2 separate regions of the Homo sapiens genome follow, and region 1 is linked to region 2. Evidence: chromatin contacts called from ENCODE Hi-C or POLR2A ChIA-PET data. All regions are on one chromosome and are shown on one strand. The core of a region is the stretch at or near the end of the contact, and the rest is flanking DNA. Distances in the headings are between cores, read along the strand shown. Region 1 holds the start of RBM41 (RNA binding motif protein 41). Region 2 holds the start of RIPPLY1 (ripply transcriptional repressor 1).

Region 1 (2,923 bases), core at 1-2,500, 220 kb after region 2:
AGATGGAATAAATGATTTGGGAAAGGGAAAGTCAGTATTGTTTTAGCCACATTGAGTCTAGTAGCTTTTACAATAGAAACGCCAGCATGAAGTATCAGGAATACTTCAAATACATGACTAGGAACATTTTGTTTAGGGATAAATTCATATGTACTAGAAACTATTTGCTTTTTTAAAAGCAAGGGAATTAATAACACAAAATTCCGGATAGTGGTCACCTCAGGGGGGAACGAAGGGAGGGAAGAGACACAGTAGACTTCTAAGGGACTGGCAATGTCCTATTTCTTAAGCTTGTAGTGGATGCGAACCTTTATTATTCTTTAAGCTGTATATATACATTATACATTATTTCGCATGGAGGAGATATCATAAAAAAATATTAAAGGTTAGTTTCAGGCAGGCAAAGTCATAAACGGTTTTTTAAAAGATGCAAGGAACTGACAGTGCAGGAAAGCATATCAGTAAGAATTTTAAATGCACTGCACTATTCCAGAGTGATGATTCTACTTGCAGAGTGAATCTAAAATTAATTTAAGCCCGTCAATAGTTAGGAGGCTCAGGCCATTTAGGCTCAAGCGGCCATTTACCTCAGGACAAGTAAGGGGAACTGAGCCCAGCAATGCCTTCCACCTCCCCTCCCCCCACCCCATAAATCGAACCGCTTTGGTGCTGTCCTTCCACATTTAGAAACAAAGTACCGCTCCCTTACTTTAAGATTCGAAAGCGCTACATGGTTTCGGGGCCCAAGCAAGTAGTCTTTAACACACAGACGTTGCAAATAAATGCGCCCGCCCCGAGCCTTTCTCAGGTGGAGGTGGAGGTAGGGGAGAACGGCGAGGGGCTGGCCCGAGGTACCTACATCTCCGGCGCCGGGAATTTGTCAGCCTCAAACCCTTTTGCCCAGCTGGGTCCGGGTGAAACGACGAAGCCGCAGCACCCGGCCAGCTCCCGGGGCCCGTGCCGGGAGGGCATTCCCACAGCAGCCGGCCCCGGTGGCAGCCCTTCCTGAACTTCGCTCTGCAGGCCTGTTCAGCCCGTCTCCCCTCCTCCCGTCTCCTTTGTCGTGTTCCCGCTCCCACGAAACCGCATCCTGAGAACGTGCAATACCCAAACCAGAAAGCAATGGAAGCCATTTTCAAAAGAAAAGGTAGAACAAAGCTCCCCTTGCCGCCTGCTCTTCAGACAAGTCCTTACCTCTTCATGTTTCCACAGGCCCCTACCTCCAACTTGGGTAAATAGGCCGCGGACCTCAAGTCCCAGAACTCCGCGCGGCGGACTTCTAAGGGTATTGTGATGGAGCATGGGGCTCTGGGAATTGTAGTAGCACAGAGCTATGGCAACAGAAAGAGAAAGTAGATCTCAAGTGACAGGTATGCTGAACATTGTCCAAATATTTATTTTGAATTTCTCATTTAGGTTCAAAAGAAGACCCAAAATATCCAGCTCATAAAACGAGTCACCTTTGACTTCTTGATTCTCTCATCCATTACCACTAATTCCTGGCTCTTCTGTAATTTCCTTTGAACTTATCAACACTGCTTTTCTTTCAAGGATTTATCCAGCCTACCTACCGTTTCCAGTCGAGCCTCTGCTTCATCCTTCACGATGTAGCCAGAGTCATCAGACACGAGTCTGACTATATCACCTGTACTAATGGTTCTCCTCTATCTGTAACAGAGACTTGAGAGTTTTCTCCACTCAGAATCAGAAGTCTGTGTATGTTCAGGCCCACATATGTTTTATTGATAATTATGGTGAATCAAGAAAGAGGTATAGTATAGTGGTTAAAAGCATAGGCTCTTAGTTTCCAGAAATGGAAATGCAAATGTCTTTAAGTGTATGAAAAGATGTCCAATCTCACAAATTTTAAAGTACACTGACTACCAGTACTCCTTAAAACTAGCAAGGTCATCAAAAACACAAGAATCTGTCACAGCCAAAAGGAACCAAAGGAGTCATGATGACTAAAGTAATGCAGTATCTTGGATGGGATCCTGGAAAAGAAAAAAAGACATGAGGTAAAAACTAAGGAAATGTGAACAAACTATGCTCTTTAGCTAATAACAAGGTTCGTTAGCTGTGACAAATGTATCAGAGTTATGCAAGGGAAACTGAGTTGTACGTATGTGGAACTTTGTACTATGCAACCTTTCTGTATCTAAAACTGTTCTAGAACTTAAAGTTTATTTTTAAAAGTACATTAAACTACCATTTTTCACCTAACAGATTGGGAAAGATCCAAAAGTTTGATAACACACTTGTTTTATTGAGATTGTGGGGAAACGGGCGCTCTCAATACACTAGTGGTAGGAATATAAATTGGTACAACATCTATTGGGGGCAAATGAGGATACTACTAAAATCATAAATGTACATTCCCTTTAAAGCAGCAATTCAGTTATGAATAGAATCCTCAATACTATATATCCTCTAACCTACTATCATTCCTTGCAACATTGTTTATGAAAACAGAAATGAAAATATCCAAGAACATACTATGAAAATGTATCATTCAATGAAAAACTATGCAGCAGTTACCAAGATGACAAAGTTCTCTATGAACTGCTACTAAACAATCTCCAAAATATAGTTAGTGCAATAGCAAGGTGCAGAACGATATGTATACTATGCTTCTATTTGCATAAAAAGGGGAGCTCTAGTCACTTAAAAACATATATATGTGTGTTTGCTTGTATATGCACAAAATATGTTTGGGAGAACTTACAGACAAATGATGAGTGAATGCCTCCAGGTAGGGGAACTGGATGGCTGAGGGACAAGGGCAGAAAAAATTCTTCACGTATCTTTTTGTGCCCTTTGAATTTTGAACCCATGACTACATTACCTAGTCAATACTTTTTTAATTAAAGAGAAACCCTCTTACATCTCAAGAAGCCAAAGAAGAAAAGATTGTAGGTAATGG
Region 2 (3,308 bases), core at 544-3,043:
GCAAAAGCTAGCATGTGGCTCAAAGTACATGGCTAGATAACTTCCTCCTCTGTACTAGAGGTCAGAAAGCTGCAGGTAAAATGATCTTGAAGAGACCTTAGACATCTCTGGGACCCAGCAACCCCCAATACCCACCCCTCAACAAGGGGTCTCTCTTGGTTCTGGTTGAAAAACAAGCAGACAGAGTCCTGCGGGTTGTTTGCTTCCCTGCCTCTGTTCCAGCACCTGTTTGGAGGCTCTCCAGGGGACAGTGTTCTACTGGAGCAGCAAAGATTCAGGGAGATCGGGTGGGTGGGAGAGCACTGGAGTAAGGTGCCAGGAGACGAGGCCTCAAGCACCAGCACTGCCACACACTGGCTGTGGGGCCTGCCCAGATCCCTTGCCCACTCTGAGCTTTGGTCTCCTCATCTTTCCAATTGCCACAGAAAGCTTGGATCTGCTCTCTGTTGGAATCAAATGTTGGCAAAACTGTGAGGATGCTATCTCAGATCTGCACCTTTGGACTGAGGTCAGGGGCTCTCTGGGAAGTGACCTGGTCACTGTTAATGCATGTGGCTGCATGTGAACACACGTCACAAGGGCTCGAACTCACCAAATCCACCAGCTTCCTCATCTGCCTTGGGGAGTCATTTGTGGAAGACAGCCAGGGCCTCCAGAGACAAGTTCCTCTGGGACAAAGAGGAGAGATCAATCCGTAGAGGAAGAGACTGAAAGGTGGGCTCCCTGAGATAACAAGAGACCTCCCAAAAGCTTGGCTCAGGTGCCATCTGCTCCAGGAAGCCTTTCCTAAGGCTCCTGAGCCCATTCCAGGACAGATGTCCCTCCTCTCGGCTTCAGCAATGTTATTATTGCTTTTATCATGCTGTTTTGTAATTGTCTATTTACTTGTCTTTGGGCTTCTTAAGCTCAAAGATATGCTCAATCGTATCTGAATCCTCAACACCTAGTACAATGTCTGGTACACAGTAGCTGTTTCAGTAAATGTTTGTTGAAGACTAAATGTTTGGAGTAATGAGTGGGGGCTAGATGGAAAATATCTTGCCTCCTACTTCCTGCTCCAAGATGTAGAACTCAGAGCTCTACCATCTTCCTGGGCTGAAGAAGAGGGCCAGAAATGTTCCTGGGTCCACTGCTTCCCCACTGGACTTGCAGAGGTAGGAAAAAAGCAAATGGAAATCTTATGGCGTGGTCAGGAAAAAGACAATGTCCCAGTCAAGGGCCTCTTTAGACTTTGGTCCTCTTTCCCCAAACTCCCCACCCCCACAGTCTAGATTGTGTTAAGCCCAGGTTTCATGGCAGTTCCCCATCCCCCTCAGGGGACTCAGCCACCTGGCCTATGAGGACCTGGCTGCTTCACCTTCAGCTTTGGCAACAGCTGTCCCCAAGTCCCCTCTTGCCACCCAGCGGGATTAGTGAGGTGAAAAGTCAGATGAGATATTCCAGCTAGAGTTGAGGAGGGAGGGCTATGAGGCCATTGCTTTTCCCCTTCACAGAGAACAGGGTGCCCTGGACATCTCATTTTCCTTCCTCTCTCAGGAAGCTCTCAAGCCTAAGTTCAGGTTGCCAAAGGCTAAGCTCAACTTACCTTTCACTCCCATTTACTTCTTGTCCAGAGGAGAGAAGGCAAGATGGGCTTAACAGGCCAGGGAGTGCCAGTGGGGCTTGTGCTAGGTCTGGAGCTAGGGCCAAAGCCAGGGCTGGAACAGGGGTGGCAGCAGCAGCACAGGCAGCAGAGTCCATTCTTAGGGGACCAAAGCCAGTGGGGTCTCCTACTTCCCAGAACCTTCTGCACTCTTTTGGCTTTTCCTGGGAGACCCTTTTATAAGCCCTGCCTGGTCTTATAAATTATTCAGGGAGGACAGGGGTGGGATGACTTGGGAGGGGGATAAAGATTTAGGGAAGGGGCTCAGGGAGGGAAAGCTGGGTTACCTGGGTGTGAAATCTCTCCCAGTTGAATAAACATGGTGTCAGTGGGAGGTGAGGGATTTGCTTTGCCTCCAAGTCAGAAAGAAAAACACAGAAGGGGCAAATCGCACACCATTTGTGTGAATTCCCCAGGGAGTAGCAAGGCCTGAGAGGGGAAGGAGAGGAGCTCATTAGCACTCTGAAACCACAGAGATGTCAGGGACAGAGGGCTGAATAGACAGGCCTTTAACTAAGCCAGTTCCTGGCAAGAAGAGACAGCTGACCCCTTTAAGGAGAGTGAGGGACTCACTTGTTATTTCAGCTCAACCTCAGATAGATTTGCCAGGTGGACCTGAATGTAGGGTGACTGCCATTAAGCATATCATCTGGGTTAGGGAAAAAAGGGGCATTCTGGGCAGAGCAGGCCCAGATGCTTGTTGGGTAAACCTTAAGTCTTCTTTCAATGCCCCTCAGCCCCTTACTGATCAGTTCATTTGTCAAAGTGCCCCCTCCAGCCTCAGCAGTAAGTGGTCCAGTGAAGGAGAGCAGGCAGGATTTCACAGGGCCTCTGGGTGAGATTCCAAACCTCAGAGCTTAGCTTCCAGTTCAGAAGCCAGGGTGCTGGGGAGAGGCAAAGTTCTGCCCGACTACAGAGCTGCCGAAGGACCAGCCCCAGCCCCAGGCCTCAGTTCCCTCATGTAAGAGATGAGGGTGCTGGCCCAGTGGTCTCATAGGACCATGCCAGCCTGAACACTCTCTGACAGGGGCTACATAAATGGGTACTGAACCCGGGCAAGCCCAGAGGCCTGAGCACAGTCCTCGGCCTTAGCCAGCCTTCTGGGCCTTTGCCAGAAAGCTTCTAGTTACAACTACTGGCAGGGACCTTATGCTTCAGAGGTCTCGAAAATATTCCTCCTGACCTCAGTGTCCAGCCCCAGCACAGATTTAGCTTCTTGGATGTTCATCACAGTCTGGTTTGTAATGGTCAAAAATTAGAAACAACTTCAATGTCCAATAATAGGAAACCAGTTACATTAATTAGGGCAAATCCTTGCAACTGAATGCCAAGCAGGTGCTCACAATCATGTTCTGGGAAGTATAATTTTTCAACACAGAAAATGGAAAAAAAAATCAGATGGTAAGATAGCATGACTAATTTAAGGGCTCCTCATTTCTCTGTTCACCTACCCCCCATCTTCACCCCACTTCCAATTCTAGTCCCACTATGTTCTTTTCAGCAAAGGAAAATTGAAAACAACTTTTAAAAGCTGGTTAGATAAATCATTGGGCAGTTACACAATTTCATATTAAAATTGGCATGGTAGAAGAATGAGGGAAAAGTTAACATATTGAAAGAGTGAAAACAAAATAAGTCTCTAAAATATTACTTAAAGGATGATCCC

The links. Hi-C counts contacts between places; a loop is a spot of excess contacts on that map. ChIA-PET counts read pairs that join two places held with the same protein, here RNA polymerase II (POLR2A). Pooled maps may share reads with other maps.
Region 1: a pooled map of gastrocnemius medialis shows a loop between it and region 2 (1.9-fold over the local background). The contact joins the promoter of RBM41 here to the promoter of RIPPLY1 in region 2. A Hi-C loop is called at or near these places in 4 of 168 maps with a recorded cell type or tissue (CD4-positive, alpha-beta memory T cell, IMR-90, PC-9 and 1 more) and 9 of 50 pooled maps. POLR2A ChIA-PET finds 5 or more read pairs at or near these places in 1 of 52 experiments (A673).

The regions. Positions count from the first base shown.
Region 1 is chrX:107,117,572-107,120,494 of GRCh38, forward strand. RBM41 (RNA binding motif protein 41) reads right to left here and starts at 1,251. Exons shown (of 8, transcript NM_001324242.2): 1 at 1,195-1,251. The coding sequence starts at 1,202. RefSeq lists enhancers at 555-634, 1,015-1,204.
Region 2 is chrX:106,901,548-106,904,855 of GRCh38, forward strand. It overlaps RIPPLY1 (ripply transcriptional repressor 1), which reads right to left and starts at 1,794. Exons shown (of 4, transcript NM_138382.3): 1 at 1,586-1,794; 2 at 593-668. The coding sequence starts at 1,740. It also overlaps a transcript of CLDN2 not described here.